Regions from separate parts of the Homo sapiens genome. Here region 2 is linked to region 1. Evidence: chromatin loops called from intact Hi-C (ENCODE). Cell type or tissue: chondrocyte. All regions are shown on one strand. Links, peaks and the distances in the headings refer to the core of each region. The heading gives the core; the rest is flanking DNA. Region 1 overlaps ZNF18 (zinc finger protein 18). Region 2 overlaps DNAH9 (dynein axonemal heavy chain 9).

The links. A loop is a pair of places that touch in the nucleus more often than their neighbours do. Peaks named below come from ENCODE experiments on the same cell type or tissue, not always from the same donor. Only the 100,000 strongest peaks of a DNase experiment are listed, where the experiment ranks them.
Region 2: it touches region 1 in a loop (4-fold over the local background); 3 of 110 quality-filtered maps call a loop at or near these places.

Annotation. Positions count from the first base shown.
Region 1 is chr17:11,979,559-11,996,021 of GRCh38, forward strand. It overlaps ZNF18 (zinc finger protein 18), which reads right to left. Exons shown (of 7, transcript NM_001303281.2): 2 at 12,885-13,353; 3 at 11,416-11,605; 4 at 10,904-10,992; 5 at 4,555-4,639; 6 at 3,739-3,849. The coding sequence starts at 13,271. Among named protein-coding and RNA genes, the nearest start is that of ZNF18, 9.7 kb to the right of the region's middle. RefSeq lists an enhancer at 11,733-12,387. In chondrocyte, for the core only: CTCF peaks have their summits at 7,578 (motif pointing left) and 7,802; no DNase peak of the experiment used is centred there.
Region 2 is chr17:11,926,949-11,934,948 of GRCh38, forward strand. DNAH9 (dynein axonemal heavy chain 9) reads left to right here. Exons shown (of 69, transcript NM_001372.4): 63 at 2,918-3,145; 64 at 5,066-5,257; 65 at 6,932-7,123. Among named protein-coding and RNA genes, the nearest start is that of ZNF18, 67 kb to the right of the region's middle. RefSeq lists an enhancer at 1,515-2,087. In chondrocyte, for the core only: no CTCF peak of the experiment used is centred there; a DNase peak (open chromatin) is centred at 3,123.

The DNA.
Region 1 (16,463 bases), core at 3,291-11,290:
TTTGGTTATAGTACTTAATGATGCAAATAGAAAATTTTTATTTTGGTGGTAGGATTTTCAACTTTTATAAATTATTTTAACTATATAGATCTAAAGATGCCATTTACCTTTCTCTTTCACATATTAGTGTCTTTTCAATTGTCTGCCAGGGATCTAGACATCTTCTAGAGAGCTAGATCTGAACTTGTTAAGTCAAAAAGCCTTAGAATGTCCCTGAATCTAAAAATAAAATAAAATAAAATAAAAGCCTTAGAATATATTCCTCTCAAATGGCAAAGGTACTTTCTCGTGTTTTTAAAAAAGCCTTTATAAATATCATTTTAAAGAGCTGAGTAATGGCCCATCAAGAAGATGTCATAATAAACATATAATTTGTTCCCCTACCATGGAAATCTAATTTGCTTATTGTGTTTTTGCGACTACAAATAATGCTGTGATCAGCAGTTTTCTTCATAAGTTTTTGCCCACATTTCTCATCAATATCTCAAAGGAATTTCTCAAAGTAGAATTACTGTGTCAACGGGCATAAATATTAAGGCTCTTGACACCTACTGGCAACCCAACTTCCAGAACAACTCTGCCATCCTCTCATATGTGAAATTGGGCAGAGGGGGAAGTGGGTATTCAATACTTAAATATTGAATATTTTTAAACTTATGCCATTTAGATGGATGAAAAGTGGTTTTTCATTGTTTTAAATTTTAATTCTTAAGTTATGAAAGGATGAATCTTTATCACATTTATGAGCTATTTTTCATACTCGAAGACTGCTGCCCATATTTTACTGGGAAAGCACATTTTTCTTATCAACTTTCTTTAACTCTTTCTATATCAACAAAAATAATCATTTATCTGTCATGGTCATGAAAACTTTTTTTTTGAGATGGAGTTTTGCTCTGTCACCCAGGCTGGAGTGCAATGGCGTGATCTTGGCTCACTGCAACCTCTGCCTCCCAGGTTCAAGCGATTCTCCTGCCTCAGCCTCCCAAGTAGCTGGGATTACAGGTGCCCGCCACTATGCCCAGCTAATTTTTGTAGTGTAGTTAGATGGGGTTTCACCATGTTAGCCAGGCTGGTCTCGAACTCCTGACCTCAAATGATCCCCCCGCCTCAGCCTCCCACAGTGCTGGGATTACAGACGTGAGCCACCGCACCAGCCTGATCATGCTAAATTCTTATACAGACCAGCATCTCTTTTCTAGGCTCCCTTTTCTGTTCTATTGATCTGTGCATCTATTTTTATATCAGAATCACACTATTTTAATGATTTTTTACCTTTATAATACAACAGACAATATTTTCAGATCTAACATTCATGAAACATTCTTCTTTCAAAACATTTTTTTAAAACTATTCTTGCATGTTATATTCTTCCAGATAACTACTTTAAAAACTTTAATCCTTTGGATTTTTATTAGCAGGGTAAGTATATGGCTTTTTGAGACTGCCCCCTGCTGACCTGTTTTAACTAGGAGCTGTTCTTCCATATGGTCAACTATAACAGCATATTCACTCTCTATATTGACTTTTGCCCCTGATCTGAGTCCAGATTTGGTAAACTGGCAAACTGTTGTATTTTTCAAACCAGGCCTTTCCCATTTGGTTACTGTGACTTCCACAATTATTCTAGGTCTCCTCCCCGGACAGCCCGACTCCTGCACTGACTTCCTGCAGACTTCTCTCCTCCAAGTGTTCCCTTCCTATCTGTCCTACACGTTGCTGCCGGATTCATCTTCCTAAACCTCTTTCCACATATCCTCTTTTTTTTTTTTTTTTTTGAGACAGAGTTTCATTCTTGTTGCCCAGGCTGGAGTGCAATGGCGCGGTCTCGGCTCACTGCAACCTCCGCCTCCCAGGTTCAAGCGATTCTCCTGCCTCAGCCTCCCAAGTAGCTGGGATTACAGGTGCTCACACCATGCCCGGTTTTTTGTTTTTTTTTGCATTTTTTGTAGAGACAGGAACCTATAATAGCTTTTTTTTTTTTTTTTTTTGCCTATCAAGGCAGGATGACCCTTGTAGACTCCTCACATCTGGTTAAAGGCAGTATCTAATGGGACCATGTCAGCAGAGGTGGGATGAAGGAAAAACAAACAAACAAAAAACGAGTAGGAATATAGTGAGCTATATATAGCAAATAAGGTCAGACTACTAGGAGCTATATGGGAAATCTCTGCAGCTTCCATTCAATTCTACTATGAACCCAAAACTCGTCTTAAAAATAAATCCTGTCCAAAAAAAAATCCTACTGCAACAACCTCCAAAGCAATATTTTCAACCTTTTCTGACTACAACCCACTATAAGTTCTATGGACTAAACTGTGATCCCCCAAATTCATACGTTGAAACCCTAGCCCCCAGTATGATGGTATTTGGAGATGGGGCCTGGGGCCTTAGGGAGGGATTAGGTCTAGATGAGGTCCTAAGGGTGGAGTCCTCATGATGGGATTAGTTTCCTGTCTCCTCCTCTCCCTCTCTCACCTCCCCCTCTCCCAGTCTCTCCCTTCCTCTCCGCCTCTCCTCTCCCCAACCCCCCTCTCTGCTATGTGAAGACACAGCAAGAAAAGCGAGGTCAGCAAACCATACTGGCACCCTGATCTTGGACTTCCCAACCTCCAGAAATGTGAGAAATAAATGTTTGTTGTTTAAGCAACTTAGTCTATGGTATTTTGTTACAGCAGCCCAAGCTAAGGCAGTAATCGATATATTAATATTGAAACACAGTACATGCACACATATTTTAAACAAATATTTCCTGAAACACTACCCACCCCTACATCTGATATTTCCTCTTCAATCTTATTGTGTTTTTTTTTAACGCTGGTTGTAACTCTATCAAATGATTTCACGACTCACTAATTGGTTATGCAATGCAGTTTGAAAAATTCTGTTCCAGAAGAAATCCTTGTGAAATGGCCTGATAAATACGTTGTGTAAAATTAAAATCAAATATCTCAGCTAATGATTGCTCTCTCTGTGGTATATTAGCAAAAGAAAATAATTAATTAGATGCCACTGGGGAGAAAGAATGGCTTGCCCTACAATTCCCATCCTTGGTCCTCTTCTTCCTCTAAGGTTCTGGGATTTACTGTATATATAAAAGTGTGTGTGTGTGTGTGTGTGTGTGTGTGTGTGTGTGTGTGTAGGTTTCGCAATTAGTTTTTACGTAACTTCAATGTTTCAGAAAAAGTGTAGAAAGCAAAGAATGACTATTTTACAAGATAACAAGTTAAGATTTCTTCTTCCCTAGTCTTAAATAAATTATTTATACGAAGTATTTGTTGATGCTGCTGTTTTAAGAAGTGTTAGGTGCATAGGGATTAGATAAAACATTTTTTTCTGTTTGTTTTATGTCTAGATACTCTAACTTCTTGCTAGGAAGGGTAATAATGGCTGCTACATAATCCTTTGCAATGAAATTCTACTCTATTTGTATTGGTCTTAATTTGTGTGAATCTTAATTCTTTCAGAGAAAGAAAGCTAAAATAACAGACAAGATTAAAGGCAGCAGGTCTGATGTGTGGTCTTCCTTCCATAGTTAAATATGTGTCAACAGCCCTATAGCCAGAGATAAGTAGACTCAATCTCAATAGTTAAATCAAACCAATCAGATCATGGCTAGTTATAACCAACGTAATAGAATATTCTGCCTCCCCTGACCTCCTTCACCACCTCCCCAATCACCTCCAATTTAATGACAGGCAGTCAGAAATGATTCCAGACCAATGAAAGATTACTCACCTATGCAGGTGGGTCTTGGGATCTTCTCATTGACATGAAGGTATATTCCTGCCAGCTCTTCCCCAAATTCTATTGAATTAGTCAGGTCAGATTTGGGATGGGAAATGCCTGCTATAGAGAGAAAGATGTATGGTGGGCCTGGATGAATAGGGAAGACTGGGAGCTCAAGCTGTGTCTTTCAAAGGAGCACCCTACGCATGAGGGAAAATATGAAGGCTCTGGACACTTGCAGAAACTCACCTTAGAACAGTGTGTGGAGCTTGTAAGACACCAGTACTCACAGGATGACCTTGACAGATGGTAAAGGCCATGAAAAGAAGAGTCTAGGCAGGTGGACAGAAAGGTCTGTAGACTACCTGGCAGGCTGGTGTGAGAATCATGATGGGGATCCCACCAATGGTTGGTTGACAAGTGTGGTTTAGTAGAAAAGAGCATGGACTCAGAACCAGCCACAGCTGAGTTCCATCATAACTCAGCCCACTTATGAGCTATGTGGCAGTGGGTAAGTATTTGATCTGACACTCACTTTCATCAGGCTTAAAATGAGAATACCATCATCAATTTCATAGATTAAAGAAGTTACTCCGTGCAATGTACCCACAAACAGTTCCTGGCACACGGAATACTTTCAATACAAGGAAGTTCTTACTGTTAATTCTGCTAGCTCCAACTTGCCCCAGTTCCCAACTGTGTCCCTAACGATTTCTTTCACCTGGCGATTTTCAGTTCAGCAGATGTCTCTATAAGTGCATGGAAAATGCCTCACAGTTTTCCAGTCCTTCTACCTCCTTCCATCAGACTAACCCACACCCTCACCTCCTGAGACCATTTTCCCATAGGTCTCCAGCATGAGATCCCAGTATTGCTCCTTTTGAGTGGAATCCAGTTGTCTCCACTGTTCCTGGAAAAAAAAAAAAAAAAGCAATACAATACCATGACTCCAATGAAGGTGTTTGAACCTGCCTTCCCTGCCTAAAGGAAAGCTGAGAAGACAGAAACGTGCCATAGGATCCTGGCCATCGCAAGACCTGAGAAATCCCAGCAGAGTGGTTCAAGGGACAAAGAGGCCAAAGGGAAAACAACAGTCCCTATATCAGTGTTTCTTTCCTTGGTAAGAAAACATCTAGGCTTTACATTCTGCACCTCTTCAGGTGAATTATTTAAAAGTGGAGAACGTATAGAGGGCAGGAGCCTTTTCCATACTATTTGTTTTTATTTGGGTTTTTTTTTTTTTTTAGATGGAATCTCACTCTGTCGCCCAGGCTGGAGTGCAGTGGAGCAATCTCTGCTCACTGCAACCTCCACCTCCCAGGTTCAAGCGATTCTCCTGCCTCAGCTTCCCGAGGAAGCTTGGACTATAGGCACATGCCACCGTGCCTGGCTAATTTTTGTATTTTTAGTAGAGATGGGGTTTCACCATCAGGATGGTCTCGATCTCCTGACCTTGTGATCTGCCCGCCTTGGCCTCCTAAAGTGCTGGGATTACAGGTGTGAGCCACCTTGCCTGGCCGGTACTATTTGTTTTTTGTTTTTGTTTTTGTTTTTTAACTCAAGTGCTTGTACTAGACGTCTTTGAGGAGGAAGAGTCTGATAGTCCCACTATTTAATTAAAATCAGGAAATTCAAAAAGCAAAGAAAGAAGTTAAAAAGGAATCTGTTGGAAAAGCAAGTGCGAATCAGTAAGATGTAGTTAAGAGTCAACTGCATTGTAAGCTTCACCCTGAAACAAAGATTGGTATATTCAGAGAAGAGAGAGATGTTATAGCCATACTTGAAATATCTTAAAGTTCTGCATTTAGAGTCTAACATTAAATTAGTTTTCTTTCCAGATAGTGGAAAACTGGTAGGTTCTCTGGAGCAAGGTGTCCCAATCTCCAAAAGAAGCCCTGCTTTTCCTATGAAACGACAGACTGGAGACTCAAAACTGGGAATACCATACAGCTAGGGTCTGCTTTCATGAATTCAAATTTCAGTCTTCTACCAAGAAGCTGACTATTAGAAACTCAGATTGTATAGCAAAGGGATTAGCAGCCCATTTTTTGGAGTCAGACGTACTGAGTTTTAAGTCCCAACGTTGCCACTTTCTAGCTGTGCAACCTTGAGCAAGTTATTTAACCTTCCAGAGTTTCAGGCCTCACCTAATGATGGCACTGAACTCAAAAAAGTGTTGTGAGGTTTGAGATAAATAATGCAAGTGTCACCTGTTTTCATAGCACACTGTACTTTTTTTATTTATAGTATTTATCCATTTATTAACTATTTATGTGTATGTACAAATGTATGTGCACACATGTAAGTATTTGATTAACTGTTGCCTCTACTAGCAATGTAAGCTCCATGAGAAAAGGACTCTGTCATCCTCTCCATTGTATAATACCTTCCCAGTTCCCAAGACCCTGTCCAGGACAGAAGAGGCACTTGATATATGTTACCAGGGTGAAATAAAGCCCTTAGCAAACAGGTCCTCAGTAGATAATATATATTATTACCATCACATGCAGTCTCCCAGTCTCACCCCAAGGGTTTGCAGAGAGAATTAAGGGATTCTGCACACTTTCAGAAACCGCAAAGTGGATAGACATGAATAGCCAGGCTTCAGGGAATAGAAATGAGGAAAGGAACTACAAAGTCATCCTCCTACTGTACACAATATACTGTTTGGGGAAGGCACTCTCTGATATGATTTGGCTCTGTGTCCCCACCCAAATCTCATCTTGTAGCTCCCATAATTCCCATGTATTGTGAGAGGGACCTGGTGGGAGATAACTGAACCAAGTGGGCAGTTCTTTCCTGTGCTGTTCTCATCATAGTGAATAAGATAACATCCGATGGCTTTAAAAATGGGAGTTTGCCTGCACAAGCTCTCTCTTTGCCTGCCGCCATCCTTGAAAGATGTGACTTGCTCCTCCTTGCCTTCCACCATGATTGGGGGCCTCCCCAGCCATATGGAATTGTAAGTCCAATTAAACCTCTTTCTTTTGTAAACTGCCCATTCTCAGGTATGTCTTTATCAGCGGTGTGAAAACGGACTAATACACTCTCAGTCCTAAGTCAAGTCTGCCCCCTAGCACATCAAAGGGAAGTGGAAATGGCTCAAGGAGAAAAGAGATACCAAAAACTGTTCAATTAGCAGGTGCTAAGCCAAACACACAAACGAAAGAGGGTTTGGACTTTTTTGGGTGGGAAGGATAGGAAGCTGAAAAGCGACCTCAATATACTGAATTACACAGTCAACTATTAACTATAACCACATTTTTAATGTGAACTTTAATTTAAATTTTTTAATTTTTAAAGTATAAACAGCTAGCAGCTTATTCTGTTAATCTTCTGTGAATGCAGCTATTTTAACAACCTCCTGAAAATAATCACTTGAGCAAACATTGCTGAACACAGGAGTTCTCAGTCTTTGTGGTCAGAACACATGGACCTTGGCTTCAGTGCTAGCAGAGAAAAGGATGCACTTGCCAAGCACAGTAATATCTGCCTGGCTGCCTGGCTTGCTGACACAGGATCTATTCCATGAACACCAGAACAGTAACTACCAAGAAGAGTACAAGGCAGAAAAGGATACAGCCACCAAAACCCCCAAGGGTCAAAATCAGCTCACTCAAAAACCAGAAAAGTTGCTTCAGGAGCACTAACAGGGTACCTCCAGCTTAAAAACACAAATTTACTCAAGAAACTGCCAAGAAGCTGGGTACTTCGAATAAAACCTCCTACTGAAGAGGCAAGACGCCAATGGCAGCCAGCTTGCCTCTTTCTCATATTTAGAAGAGACGGAAAAACCTAACTTTCTATCCTGAAAGACAGACACATGGGATTTGATGGGAAAATTCTATTTTTGTGTGGAACTGGCACCATCTTGTGGGTTTATAAGATATTACAACTGACTTACACTTAGTTACACGCTGTTCCTTTCCTTTAAGTCTGAAAACAGGGGAAGGTGAGTAAATGCACTGCTGGAGTCTATGTGAGGTTCCAACCGAGTCATGGTTTCCACTAATGAAATAACTACTGTGTACTGATAGTAATACCGTATCATTATTCTGGCATTATTTATGAAGTTCCTCACTTATTTAAGAGATTAGAGGGAGTGATTAATTTAAAAATTCCTTTTACTTCCAAAGGATTCCATTAAATATCAAAGTCTTTCTGATGCAAATAATTGCTGTTAGTTTGGAGGGGATATTCAGATTGGGTAGGGACAACTTTTGTTCATTTGACTTAAATGGTTGCTAACTAGTTATCATCTGAAGGTAGGGAAATACAGACACACATATATATGTAAATACGGTTGTAAAAAACAAATTGGTGCTGATGAGCATTTTAAATCTTTTGACTTTAAGTTATCCAGAACAGGTGAGGATACTCTGTACCTACTACAGAAACAACAATAATCCTCCAAGCCTGGTTGACATATTCCACAGAACACCCAAATCTTTTTCACCAAGCAACATCTTGCTTAACAATTTGGTTTCTGGGCACCTTGAAAGCAGGCAGAAGGGTACCTTTGATTCACTAAAAAGATATTTCTCTCCCCTGCCACCTCCCCATCCACCTTCCCCCAGAGTAAACTATGAAATTGGTATTCTAGTTTTTATATATCTGAGCCTGGAGAGCTGAAGCTCAGACCCTGGTCTGAAACACAGCATTACCTACTGCCTTCTCTATTTTCATATTCACGCTACAGCAGATTGCAAGGCAAGTCCCAAGAGGAGTTCCTTCAACGTTTTAAATGATGTTTTAATTAAGATGTATAGGTTCGTGAAAAAAAAATTTTTTACAAAATACAACTTTTCAAAATTGTTAACTAAATATCAACATAAATCTGTCCCAGAGACTTTTATGTACAAGCAAAAATGAAGTATTAGGAATTGTTGAATTTACCTTCTGCCTGAAACAACTAAAAATGGGACAAAATGTATGAAACAATAGTTTTCAGACATTTCACATTACACAAGCAGAGCAGAACAAGATCCCTGAAAGTGGGAAAGCAAATTCAGTGAGCTCTAGTTATCCAAACTTACTGCCTAGACAGAGGATCCAGGCAGCAGCACAGGAAGGGAAACCCAGGCTGAGCCAGGCAGCCTCCCTGAGTTGAGCAGAAGGAGCTCAGAGTCTGGAAATGCCAAGATCCTTAGAATCGACAGGGTAGAAAAACTGGAGAGAAGGAAACTGCACAAAGAGAAAGCTCCAGAGATCTACAGAGCGTCCCCGCAAAGTCTGGAAAATAACCACCCAAAAGAATCAGAGGGAACAATCCCCTGAGTTCACACAGTGCTGGAAACAGTTCGTATTTCCACCAGGCAAAGTGGAAAACCTGGTATATGAAGGGGCATCAGATTACTCAGAATACTCAGAAGGGAAGTGCCTTAGCATGGAAAGAATAATCCTCGACTAAATGTTTCTCTGGTGCCATGTAATAAACTGTGTCCAAATAACTGCACCCCATAGCAAAGTTCAAGAACATTTATAGTAATACAAAAATATATAGCACCCCACCAATGTGATACCCAATCAAAGATTACCAGGCACGGGCAACATAGTAAGACACACAAAAATTTAAAAATTAGCCAAGCAGGCCGGGCATGGTGGCTCCCGCCTGTAATCCCAGCACTCTGGGAGACCCAGCTGGGTGGATCACTTGAGGTCAGGAGTTCGAGACCAGCCTGGTCAACATGGTGAAACCCCATCTCTACTAAAAATACAAAAATTAGTCAGGCATGGTGGCACACGCCTGTAATCCCAGCTACTCAGGAGACTGAGGCAGGAGAATTGCTTGAACCAAGAAGTCGGAGGTTGTAGTGAGCTGAGATCGCGCCACTGCACTCCAGCCTAGGCAACACAGCAAGACCCTGTCTCAAAAAAAAAAAAAAAAATTAGCCAAGCATTGTGGCACATGCCTGTAGTTCTAGCTACTCAGGAGGCTGAGGCAGGAGTATGGTTTGAGCCCGGGAGGTCAAGGCTGCAGTGAGCTATGACTGCACAACTGCACTCTAGCCTGGGAGACAAAGTGAAACCCTGTCTCAAAACAAACGAAAAAGACAAAGATTACCAGGCATACAAAGAAGTGGGAAAATACATCTCATAATGAGAATAATCATTGATCAAAACTGACCCAGAACCAATGCAGGTAGTAATCAGTAGATAAGGATATTAATACAAATACAACTATATTCCATATGTTCAAGAAGCTAGAGAAAAAATTGAACACATTAAGTATAGACATGAAAGATACAATAAAGCCCCAAATCAAACTTCTAGAGGTGAAAAATTCATCTAAAATGAAAAATATACTGGAAGAGATTAACAGCAGATTAGATGCTGTGAGATGAAAAGACTAATGAACTTAAAGACATCAAAATAGAAACTGTCCTAAATGAAACACCAAGACTTCAAAAACAGAATGAAAAATATACTGGATGAGATTAACAGCAGATCAGATACTATAAAAGAAAAGATTAATGAACTTGAAGACAAACAGAAATTGTCCAAAATAAAAGACCAAGACTTCAATAACAGAATGAAAAATATACTGGATGAGATTAACAGCAGATCAGATACTATAAAAGAAAAGATTAATGAACTTTAAGACATACAGAAATTGTCCAAAATAAAACACCAAGACTTCAAAAACAGAAAAACAATCAGTAAGCTGTGGGACAACTTGAAGAGCTCTGATACATGTATATACATTATCATTATACACATTCCACAGGTATTATTTCCCAAGTCCTTAAAGGAGAGGAGAAATAAGCGAGACAGAAAAAAAAATGCTTTAGAAATAATGGCCAAAAATTTTCCAAGTTTAGTGAAAACCATACACCCACAGAGCTAGGAAACTCAATAAATCCCAATTACATGAAATGTGAAAATGACTCCAAGGCACATCAAAATCAAATTGTTTTAAAAAATGAGAATACACTGAAATAAGCAAATATATATATATGTATATATATACACATTATATGCATAAGAACAAAGATAAGAGTACATTTGGCATGATTCTATTTTTACAAAACTCTAGAAAAAGTAAACTAACATATGGTGACAGACAGCAGATCAGAGGTTTCCTCAGGATGGAGAATGGGGTGAAGAGAAGCAGGAGGATGAGATTATAAAAGGTAAAAAGTTTCCTTTTCATCGCTTTTGTACGTCAGCTCACCTGAGGTGCTGCTGGGAGCAGTGAGGCTCCGAGGTCCTGGTCTCTGATCAGCCTTTCCTCCAGTCGGGCAGGCTGGGAGGCAGCCAGGGCTGAAGTGAGGAGAGGAAGTTTTCAGAATCTGGATGTCTTCCTTAACCACTCCCCAGAGGGCGCAGATAACAATCTTCACAAATCAGAACAATACCTGAACAATACCTGTACTGCCATCTATATTTCAAGACTTGTGTTTATCTCCCTGACACACTCCAACCCCCTCCAACATTCCAGTCTCACCCATATGTTCTCCCACCTCCTTCCTCAGAGCCAAAATCCAAATGGTCTGGCCCAGTCATAAAGCAGTTTAAAACACAGACTTTGACTCTCCAAACAAGAGCGGTTTATTTAGGTCTAACCTGTTTGCAAACCTCTCAGGGATACGCCAATCTGAGCAGCATACCATTTCAACTCACTTAGGCCTACTAATCACAATCCCAAAATCTCTCCAAGAGAACACCACACAGCACCATCCTCACCTAGTTCTGCTTCTGTGTCAGATTCCTCTTTCACGATGTGGCTCAGAAGCTCCCCAGGCCCTGAGGATGAATTCTCAAGTCCCAACTCCTGAGGCACCACTTCAAGATGGGGCTCCACTTCCCCCACTTGGCAGCTTGGAGATTCCATCTTCTCTGATAAGATGTCCTGTCCTAGAACCTGGATACTGATCTAGAGACCATATATTAATTAGTAATTACTGAAGAATCCAGAGTAAGGATCTCTAAAAGACACAAAGCTTACTCTCTACAACAGATCATAAGACAATTTCTAAGGATGTGGAGAAAGAGAAAACCAGCTTTTATTTCTAGTCCAGCAGGAACCAGGGAAAGAAACGTCCCAAAAGACACCAAAAGCTGAGGCCCGAATCAGGCGTGGGAGACCTTCAAGACATGCCACTAACGTGCTTCTACTGGATATGCGCCACCAATGAAAACTCAGGCATCTTTTAAATAACTTCTCAAACATTCTAGTCTAAAGGTGGAATGCGCTGGGAGACTTTACCCTCAATCCTCAATAGCTAAAGAGTGTTGAGAGTCAGAGAGTGTTAGAATTACGTGAGGTATGGGGGAACCCAGCTGTGGTATAATAAGAAATACACATTTAGTCTTTGTCCCCAGTTCCCATTCCCGCAGAGCTCCTAAAACCCTGGTAATTTCTTGAGGGACAGGTGAAAGAAGAGTCTTTGTTATTCATAAGGAGCCCTTCTCAACCACACCTGAGTTTATGCTAGGCTCCTAGATAGCTTCAGGATGGGGGCTGGTTGCCAGAGGAACCAACCTTGAGATTAAAAGGTTGGAACTTTCAGTATCTCCACCCAGCTTCTGAGGAGGGGAGGGCAGCTGGAGATACTCAATCACCAACGGCAAATGACTGTATCAAGTGTGCCAAAGCAGTGAAGCCTCCATAAAAATCCCTAAACCATGAGGTTCAGGAAGCTTCCAGGTTGGTGACCTCATGGAGGTACTGGTAACGTAGCACGCCAGGAGAAGCATGGAAGCTCCACGCTCTTTCCCCCACACCTTGCTCTATGCAGCTCTTCTCTCTGGCTGTTAATGAGTTGTATCCTTTAGAGTAAGTCAGTAACAGGAAGTAAAATCCTTCCCTGAGTTCTGTAAGTCATTCTAACTAATTATCAAACTTGAAGAGAAGACTGTGGGAACCTCCGAATTTATAGCCAATTTGTCAGAAGTACAGGTGGCCCCTGGGACTTGTGACTGGCATCTGAGAACAGGAGCAGTCTTGGATTGAGCCCTGAACCTCCAGAGTTAGCTTCAGAACTGAATTGCTGGACACTGTACTGGTGTTAGAGAATCACAGAATTGGCCATTGGTGTGAAAAGCCCCACCCATTTTGTGTCATAAGTGGTATCAGAAAAAAGACAACACACCTGATGGGACCAGAGAGGAGCCCTGTGTTTCACTCGCAGATCATAATACCCTCTGCTTACCCATTGCCACAGTCTCTGGGGGTCCCCCTTCAAGCTTTCCACAAGGGTCACTGCCTCTTCTCCACTTCCTGGACACTGTTTCCGCACCCACATCTGGATCTCCCCAGGCAGGATGGTCAGAAACTGCTCCAACATGAGGATCTCTAGGATCTGCTCTTTGGTGTGAACCTCTGGCTGTAGCCACTGGAAACAGAGCTTCCGAAGTTGCTTCAAGGTCTCATGAGGCCCAGACATCACCTGGTAACGGAACTGCCTGAAAAGCTGGCGTGCGGTCTCAGGGCTGGAGAGTTCCTCTTGAAGGGCAGCATCTGATTCTGAGAACTGGGAGTCCTCGGCCTTCGCCAGCGATGGCAGCAGGCCTAGGGCCTGCCCCAAGTCAACGGGCATTGTCCAGCCTGGCAAGTCCTTTTAAGTAAAGTGCTTCTGCAGTGGAATTGTCTCCGGCAAGAACTAGGTCTTCACCAGGACACTAAAAAGGGAATGAGATTGAGTGCTACACAGAGGAAGGGGACACATTTTCAGAAAGAACAAATTCACATGCCCTACCCGAGAAGCCATGGGGTCAACTATGGAGCTTTTGAAATTGCTCAATGGATACACGATTCTATTTTGAAAGATTATAAACTTGAAGCCACAAAGCAAACTACTGATACTGTATCTAAACAGCCACCATTTCCCTGCCCATTTTATAATGTTCTTTCTTGGTCTTCAAATGTCCAGACAAAATGAAGAATAAAATGCACCATACGAAACTTTTTCACTATAGGTTTCCAGGTAAACGGCTCTTCTACAAAACACTTCTACATCTTCATCTATATATCTGCATACTAAAAAATAAAGCTGGAAAAAGATATTAATGCCCTAGGAATAAAAGCTAATGCCTACATGCTTCTGTAATAAATAGGAGGTTAAAGAGAACAAGTTAAGTCTTCCAAAAGGTACCAAAAGTACTTCCAAAAGTATACCAAAAAGGTGTAATGAAACTTCCAAGAGAGGTCTTTTGAGTGCCATATTAAAATAGGTCTATTTGAGAATTTATGAAAAAAACAAGTATCATACCTGACACTTTCAACCTTGGGGTTAAAGAGGGTGAGAAGGCTGGGCATGGTGGCTCACGCCTGTAATCCCAGCACTTTGGGAGGCCGAGGCAGGTGGATCACGTGGTCAGGAGATCGAAACCATCCTGGTTAACACGGTGAAACCCCGTCTCTACTAAAAAAAAATACAAAAAATTAGCCGGGCATGGTGGCGGGCACCTGTAGTCCCAGCTACTCAGGAGGCTGAGGCAGAAGAATGGGGTGAACCCAGGAGGTGGAGCTTGCAGTGAGCCAAGATCGCGCCACTGCACTCCAGCCTGGGGGACAGAGAGAGACTCCGTCTCACAAAAAAAAAAAAAAAAAAAAAAAAGAGGGTTGAGAAGACTAACTACCTTGAAAATACTCCTATGGTGTTGATATAAATAATCACTATTTTATGTGAATGGTATCAAATTTTAGAAGATCACAACTAAGACAGTAGAAAGAGAAATATTAAATCGCAAATAATATTATTCTAAAAAGGATCATCCACTACTTCTAGTTAACTTTCTTGCAAGTAATCACAATATAGGATTACTGGGTAAATCCTTAAATGTTATGAAGAATTTGGTGGTCATCATTTCTCCCTAAGACTAATCACAGCAATTTTTAAAAAAAGATACCCCATCACTTGAGGATCTGGCTTAATCAGAGATCAGTACAATACTCTAGCTTTTTGTAGCTGCTTATTTCTTAAGGTGTAGGAAACAATGTCTTCATCCTTACCGTTTCACCAAAATAATTTATCCGACATTGGAAAATCATTTAAAAACTAAAAAAGAAAAACAATTTTTTTTCAAGGGCCTGAGAAAGGAAAAAGCGAAGTCAAAAGAATTACAGTTGACCATTGAATAATGCAGGAGATAGGGGCGCCAACCCCCCACACAGTAGAAAATCCATATATAACTTCTGATTCCCCAAAAGCTTAGCAGTCTATTGACTGATGCCTTAAATAGTTGATTAACATACATTTTGCATGTTACTGTATTTTTGTGATAAAGTAAGTTAGACAAAATATTATTAAGAAAATTATAAGGAAGAGGCCAGGCCAGGTGGCTCACGCCTGTAATCCCAGCACTTTGGGAGGCTGAGGTGGCTGGATCACAAGGTCAGGAGATCGAGACCATCCTGGCTAACACGGTGAAACCCCTTCTCTACTAAAAATACAAAAAATTAGCCAGGCGTGGTGGCGGGCGCCTGTGATCCCAGCTACTCGGGAGGCTGAGGCAGGAGAATGGCATGAACCTGGGAGGCAGAGCTTGCAGTGAGCTGAGATCGTGCCACTGCACTCCAACCTGGGCGACAGAGCGAGACTCCGTCTCAAAAAAAAAAGAAAAAGAAAATTATAAGGAAGAGAAACTACATTTACTATTCACTAAGTGGAAGTGAATCACCATAAAGGTGGTCACCTTCATCATCTTCACACTGAGTAGCCTGAAGAGGACAAGGAACAGGAGAAGGAGAAGGAAGGGTTGGTCTTGCAGTCGCAGGAGTCACAGAGGCAGATGAAAATCCTTGTATAAATGGACCCTTGCAACCGTAATCCAATACCAAATGTTTTTTATGTGGTCCTCATTAAATTTATTTTTTGCTTAAAAAGAAACCCAGGTCTGAGCGCAGTGGCTCACGCCTGTAATCCTAGCATTCTGGGCGTCCAAGGCAGGGGGATCATTTGAGGTCAGGAGTTCAAGACCAGCCTGTCCAACATGGCAAAACCCCATCTCTACTAAAAATACAAAAATTAACCGGGCGTGGTGGTGAATGCCTGTAATCCCAGCTACCAGGGAGGCTGAGTGAGGCAGGAGAATTGCTTGAACCCAAGGGGGCAGAGGTTGCAGTGAGCCGAGATCACACCACTGCAAGAAAAAAAAAAAGAAACCCAGGCCAGGCGCGGTGGGTCACGCCTGCAATCCCAGCACTTTGGAAGCCCTAGGCGGGAGGACCACCTGTGGTCAAGAGTTTGAGACCAGCCTGGCCAACGCAGTAAAACCCCATCTCTACTAAAAATACAAAAATTAGCTGGGCATGGTGGTGCGCACCTGTAATCCCAGCAACTCAGGAGGCTGAGGTAGGAGAACAGCCTGAACCTGGGAGGCGGAAGTTGCAGTGAGTCAAGATCGTACCACTGCACTCCAGCCTGGGCGACAGAGGGAGACTCCATCTCAAAAAAAAAAAAAAAAAGAGTCAGTGAAGTCAAAAAATCTGAACACTATCAACCGACTTGCTCTAATTGACATTTTCAGAACACTAGACCCAAGAACTGCAGAGTATACATTCATTACAAGTGCAAAGAGTATTCATCAAAACAGACCATATGCATAATTTTCAAATGACTGATATCTTAAAATTAGCTCTAAAAATATTACGCAAAGTGGTATTGCTAAAAAGCCATTAAAGCAATACCAAAAAACACTCAAAAACCCAATATCTGATAGAAAAGGAACACAAGAGAAACAAAACCAGAAAGGTCAAATGGAAAACTTTAGAGCTTCCTGGGTTCAAA
Region 2 (8,000 bases), core at 1-8,000, 56 kb before region 1:
TCTGACTGGCGTGAGATGGTATCTCATTGTGGTTCTGATTTGCATTTCTCTAATGATCAACGATGTTGAGCTTCTTTTCATATGTTTGTTGGCCACAATGAATATCTTCTTTTGAGAAGTGTCAGTTCATGTTCTTTGCCCATTTTTTAATGAGGTTGTTTGTTTTTTTGCTTGTAAATTTGTTTAAGTTCCTTGTAGACTCAGGATATTAGACTTGTGTCAGGTCTAATTGCAAAAATTTTCTCCCATTCCATAAGTTGTCTTTTCACTCTGATGATAGTTTATTTTCCTGGGAAGAAGCTCTTTAGTTTAATCAGATCCCACTTGTTAATTTTTGCTTTTGTTGCAATTGCTTTTAGCATTTTTGTCATAAAATCTTTGCCCATGCCTATGTCCTGACTGATATTGCTAGATTTTCTTCTAGGGTTCTTATAGTTTTGGATTTTATGTTTAAGTCTTTAATCTGTGTTGAGTTAATTTTTTATAAGGTATAAGGAAGGAGTCTAGTTTCATTTGTTTGCATATGGCTAGCCAGTTCTCCCAGCACCATTTATTAAATAGGGAATCCTTTCGCCATTGCTTGTTTTTGTCAGGTTTGTCGAAGATCTGATGGTTGTAGGTGTGCAGGAACACAGACCTTCTTTATGGATCTAACATCTTTTAACATCCCATGGCACACTTTTGGGAAATGCTGCCTGAGGACCCTGACCCAGATGAACTAGGGCTTCTCTTCTGGGAGAGCTGGCTTCTCTGGTCCTGGGTGAGAAAGCAAGGCTCACAGTCTTCCCGCTCTTCCTTCCTGGCTGTAGGAGCTATTGTGTGGATTTCCCAACCCAAGCCCATCAACCCTGTGGGGCAGCCTCGAGGATCTCTGAATCCACCCCAGGGTTCTATACACAAGCAACAGACATTCCTTCTCCTAGACCTGCCCAGTAGCAGAACTTGGAGTTTCTAAAGGAGCAGCCAAATTACCCACATGTAGGTTGCTGGTGATGCTGGCTAAAAGAAACCCTGGCTCTCAAGTAGCCCACTAAACACTCTGCTCCAATTGATTTGATTATAAGTAAATTATTTAATTTCACCAATTTTCATCTCAACAACTACTACTATCCCTTACATAGCATTTTACAGTATACAAAATCCTTTATTTATTTATTTATTTATTTATTTATTTATTCATTCATTCATTTATTTATTTATTTTGTAGAGATGGGGTTTCACCATGTTGGCCAGGCTGGTATTGAACTCCTGGCCTCAAGCAATCCACCCGCCTTGGCCTCCCAAAGTGCTGGGATTACATATGTGAGCCACTGCACCCAGTCCTACAAAACCCTTTCAAATCCATTTCTTTGGTTATCTGCAGCCACTCTGAAATAAGTATAGCAAACGTTATTGTTATTTCTCTTCTTATAGAAGAGAAGGCAGCACTCAAAGACCAAATTACTGTGGTCCAAGTGCTGGGCTCAGCTCTGATCTGTGTATTTAAGGCTTTGCATGCTTACTTCCTCAAATATTTATCAAGGAGCTTTTATCTATCCATTATAATGAAACACATTGCAATGAAGCCGGGTGACTCCCCTTACTACAGTGAAAGGTGCATTCTGCAAAGCACTGGTAAGAAACAAATGTAGGTTTTGATAGATAGACAGACAGCAATCAAACGTTGGGAGGAGGAGACAGGCTCAAAGACCAGACAGAGGAGCTTGGGATTAGAGTAGAGAGCCTTGTTTGGTCTTTGAGCAGCAATGACTCAGTGTGTTTCAGGAAGATAAGTTTGGCAACAATTAACAGAGTGGTTTGGAGAGTGGAGAGAGAAGACTCAGGAAAGCTAGCTAGAAAGAGTTTAAATCAGTGCCTTTCAAATGTTAACGTATGTACCAATTACCGGAGGATCTCATTAAAAGGCGCTGATTCAGTAAGTTTGGGCAGGACCTTAGATTCTGCATTTCTAACTAGCTCCCAGGTACTGCCAACAATGTTGATCCATGAGCTCCAATTTGTACCATCAAGGTTTCAAATAATCTAGCTGTCAGGTAATGGGGAGTTAGACTTGGAAGATGACCAAGTGTTACAGCCTTTTTTTTTTTTTTTTTTTTTTTTATTTGAGACGGAGTCTCACTCTGTCGCCCAAGCTGGAGTGCAGTGGCGTGATCTTGGCTCACTGCAAGCTCCGACTCCCGGGTTCATGTCATTCTCCTCCCTCAGCCTCCTGAGTAGCTGGGACTACAGGCGCCCACCACCATGCCCAGCTAATTTTTTGTATTTTTAGTAGAGACGGGGTTTCACCGTGTTAGCCAGGATGGTCTCGATCTCCTGACCTCGTGATCCGCCTGCCTCAGCCTCCCAAAGTGCTGGGATTACAGGTGTTAGCCACCGTGCCTGGCCGTGTTACACTCTTAAATTGTGGTCTCCAGACCAGTAGCATCTGCATCACCAGGGAGCTTGTTAGAAATGCACATTCTCAGGCCCCATCCTGGACCTGCTGAATCTGAAACTCTGGGCTGGGGCACAAGAATCTGTATTTTAAGAAGCCCTTCAGGTTATTCCCATGCACAGGCAAGTTTAAAAACATTATGCTGGAAAGCCTTAGGATAGCAAGAGATAAGAGTTTAACTGCAGAATACTGGGAGGTCCTCACTACTGGGCATCCCAGAACTCTTTTCTATGATGTGATTTAAGACACTTCTGCCATTAAAAGTCATTGAGTTGCACAACATGTGAGTGCACGTAACGCCATTAACTGTCCACTTAAAAAGGGTTTCAGATGGTAAATTTTCTGTTACGTCTTACCACAATTTTTAAAAATTATGTGATGCTAAGACCAGTCCCCCCTCTGGCTGCCTTCCTGACAACTATTTACTGCTAACAGAGCTAAGCAGATGCCTGTATTGAGGGGGGGCTCCTTCCTTCCCACTAGAACATTCACCTGGTGGCCAAGTGGCTCAGCACCCTGGAGAAGAAGCTGGAGGAGCACAGTGAGAACAGCCACCCAGAGTTCAGGGTCTTCATGAGTGCAGAGCCAGCACCCTCCCCTGAGGGCCACATCATCCCCCAGGGCATCCTGGAGAACTCCATTAAGATCACCAATGAGCCCCCCACGGGCATGCATGCCAACCTGCACAAGGCCCTGGACAACTTCACTCAGGTACGGCCCCGGGAGGGAGGCAAAAACAGCAGCACACCTCACAGTCAGCTGATGCAAACTGGTGGGGGGAGAGCATGCAACTCAGAAGGGAGTCGGGTGCTGGTTGGGCTACGGAGCAATGCTGATGTGGGTAAAATGTTCCCACCTGATGCCCACTCAGGGCAACCCCACTCTCCATTGCCAGATAACCCCAGGGGAGTAGAGCTCAGGACATTTCTTTGGCAAGAGATGTGGGGAAGCCTTCTGCAAGTTTACTGTTACCTAATATTCCAAGATGAAGAAGGGCACGTTGTTATACATCTCATTGATAAGATACACTGGGTCACACACTGATGGGCTATCTTCAGGCAGAGAGATGATACTGTCAATCAGATGATATCACTTGACGTCTACATGAATCTTGAGTATCAAGGGTTCAAAGAATCCAGGTGTTAGGTAGTGGGGATATGGATTTGAAATGTAACTGCATGTTAGACCCCCTAAAGTATGGCCCCTGGACCAGCAGCATCAGCATCACCTGGAAACTTGTTAGAAATGCAGATTTTTCTGTCGTCCCAGCTACCTGGGAGGCTGAGGCAAGAGAATGGCGTGAACCTGGGAGGCGGAGCTTGCAGTGAGCCGAGATTGTGCCACTGCACTCCAGCCTGGGCGACAGAGTGAGACTCCATCTCCAAAAAAAAAAAAAAAAATTGCAGATTTTTAGGCCCCAATCTGAAACTCTGGGCTGGGGCCCAGGAATCTGTTTTAATGAACCCTCCAGGAGATTCTTATACACAGTCAAGTTTGAGAATACTGTGCTCCAGAGAGACTCAGAATATCAAGTGTTCAAATGCAGACCACTACGTTTCCATTATGGGGAATTTCAAGGCTTATGTTGTAGCGTATTTATTTGAAGCCAGGTCCAAGCCCGTGGTGGCCAACTTTGTATATGAAGTTGTACTGTCAAAGTCTGCGGCCCAGGCCTCTTTGATCTTCTCAAGAAGGCACTATTTCTTTTTGGTTCTCTCTTGGGAGTTCCACCTCCCTGGGCAGGAGAGTACCCAAAGGCCTGAATTGTAGCAGAGTGGAGGCCATCGGATCACCTTAAAATCCATCTGCCACACCACGCCTGGGTGGAATTCAAGGAGAGGGTTCCAGCAGCTGCTAGGGAGGTTTTCTTCTTGGTTGTCATCTTGTCATAGTACCAGTGCATCTCAGGTTTCCCAGAAGCCCTGCCAGCTCACATGTGTCAGATGGGTCATGCAGGTTATTTGAGATGGGCCATCCAACAGGATGACTGTGCCACCTAAACCAACATAAACCTTTGGGGTCTGGTTTAAGCCTAAAGTAAGATGAAGACCATGTAACAGTCAGAGTCTCAGAAGATTTTACTGACTGTGTGACACCCTTGTAGTGTAGGAGTCCAGCAGCCCAACTCTGGGCGGGAAGCTTCCACAAAGATTCAAGGAGCAAAACACATTCAGTACCCCCTGTACTCTTTTTCCCAGCTTAACTCCCAGGCAGTGATTACACCTGCTAAGGTTCCACAACAGGCAAGAAAAGCATGGTAGGAAGGGAAGATATTAGAGATGGTGCCATGGCATGTGCACCCACACCCCACACCCCGGTACATAACATTCTTATTGCATGTCACCCTGATCCCCATCAGCTACATTAGTGAACTTTATTAGCACATCCGTATGCATAAACTTGAACCCTAAACCAAACCCTATTATCACCTGAATCTAAACCTTAATTCAATGCTCAGCTAACCTGACCCTTCCACACGTTCCCCCCAGGCTGTAGTCTCGCTGTAACTCAAACCCAAACCAGAATATATGGTAATGTTTTCCAACACGAACCCTGATTGTAACCTCACCCTAGCCAGCCCCGTATAAGAGAAGTTGTGTGCGAACCTTAAAAGCGACACTCTCATTTCAGGACACTCTGGAGATGTGTTCTCGGGAGACGGAGTTTAAGAGCATCCTCTTTGCTCTTTGTTACTTCCATGCGGTGGTGGCAGAAAGACGAAAATTTGGGCCCCAGGGATGGAATCGCTCATACCCCTTTAACACTGGAGACCTCACTATCTCTGTGAATGTCCTCTACAACTTCCTGGAGGCCAACGCAAAGGTAAAGGCCATGGACATTCAGGGACCAGCCAGGTTGGGAGAGGGTTAAAATTATTTAATTTTGAGGGGTGAATCAGAGGGGTCTAGGATGGGGCCTGAGAATGTGCATTTCTAACAAGCTCCCTCGTGATGCAGATGCTGCTGATTCGGGGACCATAATTTAAGAGTGTAACACATGGTCATGTTCCAAGCCCCACTCCCCATTACCTGACAGCCAGATTATTTGAAACCTTGATAGTACAAATCGGAGCCCATGCATCAACATCATTGGCAGGACCTGGGAGCTAGTTAGAAATGCAGAATCTCAGGTCCCACCCAAACTTACTGAATCAGCGCATTTTAACGAGATTCTCTGGTAATTCGTATGCACGTTAAGGAGGGATGATGCAGTGCTATCCTACAGAAGGGGCATGAGCACACAGAAGGGCTGCACCCCACACAGGTGGGATGAGGCAGTGCCAACCCCAGGACTAACCCAAAGGCTGAGAATAGTACAACTGTGAGGTGAGAGCCATGGACGCTCAGGAAGTCTAACTAGAGACTCACACAGTGAGTCAGTCCCATGAGAGTTTGTCCCGGGCCCCACCAGACCATACCTATGTCTTCACAGCATGGCAGGTAGACTGTGATCAGCAGGAAGAGACTTCACACTCGCCTGATATAAGTTCCCAAACTTCGCTAACAATCAGTGCTCTTCCAGTTAAGGGAATATTCACCTCGTCAAGGTTATTCTAGTTCAGGAGCCAAACACAGAGTCAACAGGGCCACCACCTCTTCCTCGTGGGGAAAACGAACCAGGCCCAGATGCCCTGAGAAATCCTTCTGTCTCCAGCCCTTGGGCCTGGGAAGCCCACTCAACAGTAATCTTTCATTGCTGGCTTTCCTCCAGTGACCTCCCTCCCTAAGTCTCACACCAATGAACTTGTGGGCTTTGTTTATTCCCTTTGAACTTTCAAAGGGGACAGTTAATCTTGTCATTAAAGGCAGAAAATTAGAAAAGTACTCTGGTCCTCACTTTTCTCCATTTGACATTCACCTATTTAAAGAATTTCTAGGTAGAGCCTGCCTTCACTGTCACAGTTAAAAAGCTTGAAAGAGGGAAGGCATATATATATGGGGCGTGGGGTTGGCAACTTTCCTGTCTTCACTCTTTGATGTAATTCTTCAAGCTTTTTTTTTTCTTCTTTTTTTTTGAGATGGAGTTTCGCTCTTGTTGCCCAGGCTGGAGTGCAATGGCATGACCTCAGCTCACCACAACCTCCGCCTCCCGGGTTCAAGAGATTCTCCTGTCTCAGCCTCCCGAGTAGCTGGGATTACAGGCATGCACCACCACACCCAGCTAATTTTGTATTTTTAGTAGCGATGGGGTTTCTCCATGTTGGTCAGGCTGGTCTTGAACTCCCAATCTCAGGTGATCCACCCGCCTCGGCCTCCCAAAGTGCTGGAATTACAGGCGTGAGCCACCGCGCCCGGCCTTCTTCAGGCTTTTAATGAACTCCCCAAACACCCCTAACCCTGCTGGGCACTGAGGGTATGGAGAAAAATAAGACATTGCTCTCAATCTCAAGAAGCGTCCCTCTCTTGTGGCTTTCTGTGCTGCCCAGATGGGAGGCCAGCCCCGACGCCTGTGTGGAGGTCTTTCTTCCTTCCTCTCTTTCTTTCCCCCATCACTCAGGTCCCCTATGATGATTTGCGCTACCTGTTTGGAGAGATCATGTATGGAGGCCATATCACAGATGACTGGGACAGAAGACTCTGCAGAACCTACCTGGGGGAATTCATTCGACCAGAAATGTTAGAAGGAGAACTGTCTTTGGCCCCAGGGTTCCCACTCCCAGGCAACATGGACTACAATGGTTATCATCAGGTGAGACTCTGCTCTGTGCTTCTGATGTCGTGAGGGTGCTCACAGGGCCCTGGGTATTCCTCCCACGCCGACCTGCACCACCAGGGAAGCCTCTGCTGGGACATCACCATGGGCTGCAGGCAGGGGCTGAGGCAAAAGGGCTTAGACAGCTGAGCTCATGTCAAATCTGGTCCTATGCCCCAAGCCTGCCCTGTTTAAGTTGAGAGATACGGGATTTCTAGCCTCAAATTAATAATCAAATGGAGCCTTTGGAGATCTTTCGATTCTTGATGATTGGTTCAGTCATTCTGTGTGTTGCTGTTTTCTACAAATAACATCTGGGACAGTTATTTGGTTGTTTTCACTTGGGATGTTGACAAACCCATTTTTTTTTTTTTTTTTTTTTTTTTTTTGAGATGGAGTCTTGCTCTGGCGCCCAGGCTGGAGTGCAGTGGCGCTATCTCTGCTCACTGCAAGCTCCGCCTCCCGGGTTCACGCCATTCTCCTGCCTCAGCCTCCCGAGTAGCTGGGACTACAGGCGCCCGCCACCAAGCCCGGCTAATTTTATTTTTGTATTTTTTTTAGTAGAGACGGGGTTTCACCCTGTTAGCCAGGATGGTCTTGATCTCCTGACCTCGTGATCCGCCCACCTGGGCCTCCCAAAGTGCTGGGATTACAGGCGTGAGCCGCCGCGCCTGGCCTGACAAAGCCGTTTTTCATGGAGCAAAATTTCAGGCAAGACCTTAGCCAACTTTTGGTAAAGTTTCTGTGGGTGATTCTAAATATCCCTGGAGGAGCATGGTCTTGTGCCAAGATCACTCAGGTCACTCACCCCTCCCACTCCGTGTTGGTGGCTATGAACACAGGCACATACCGCATACGTATGCCACAGTCAGCA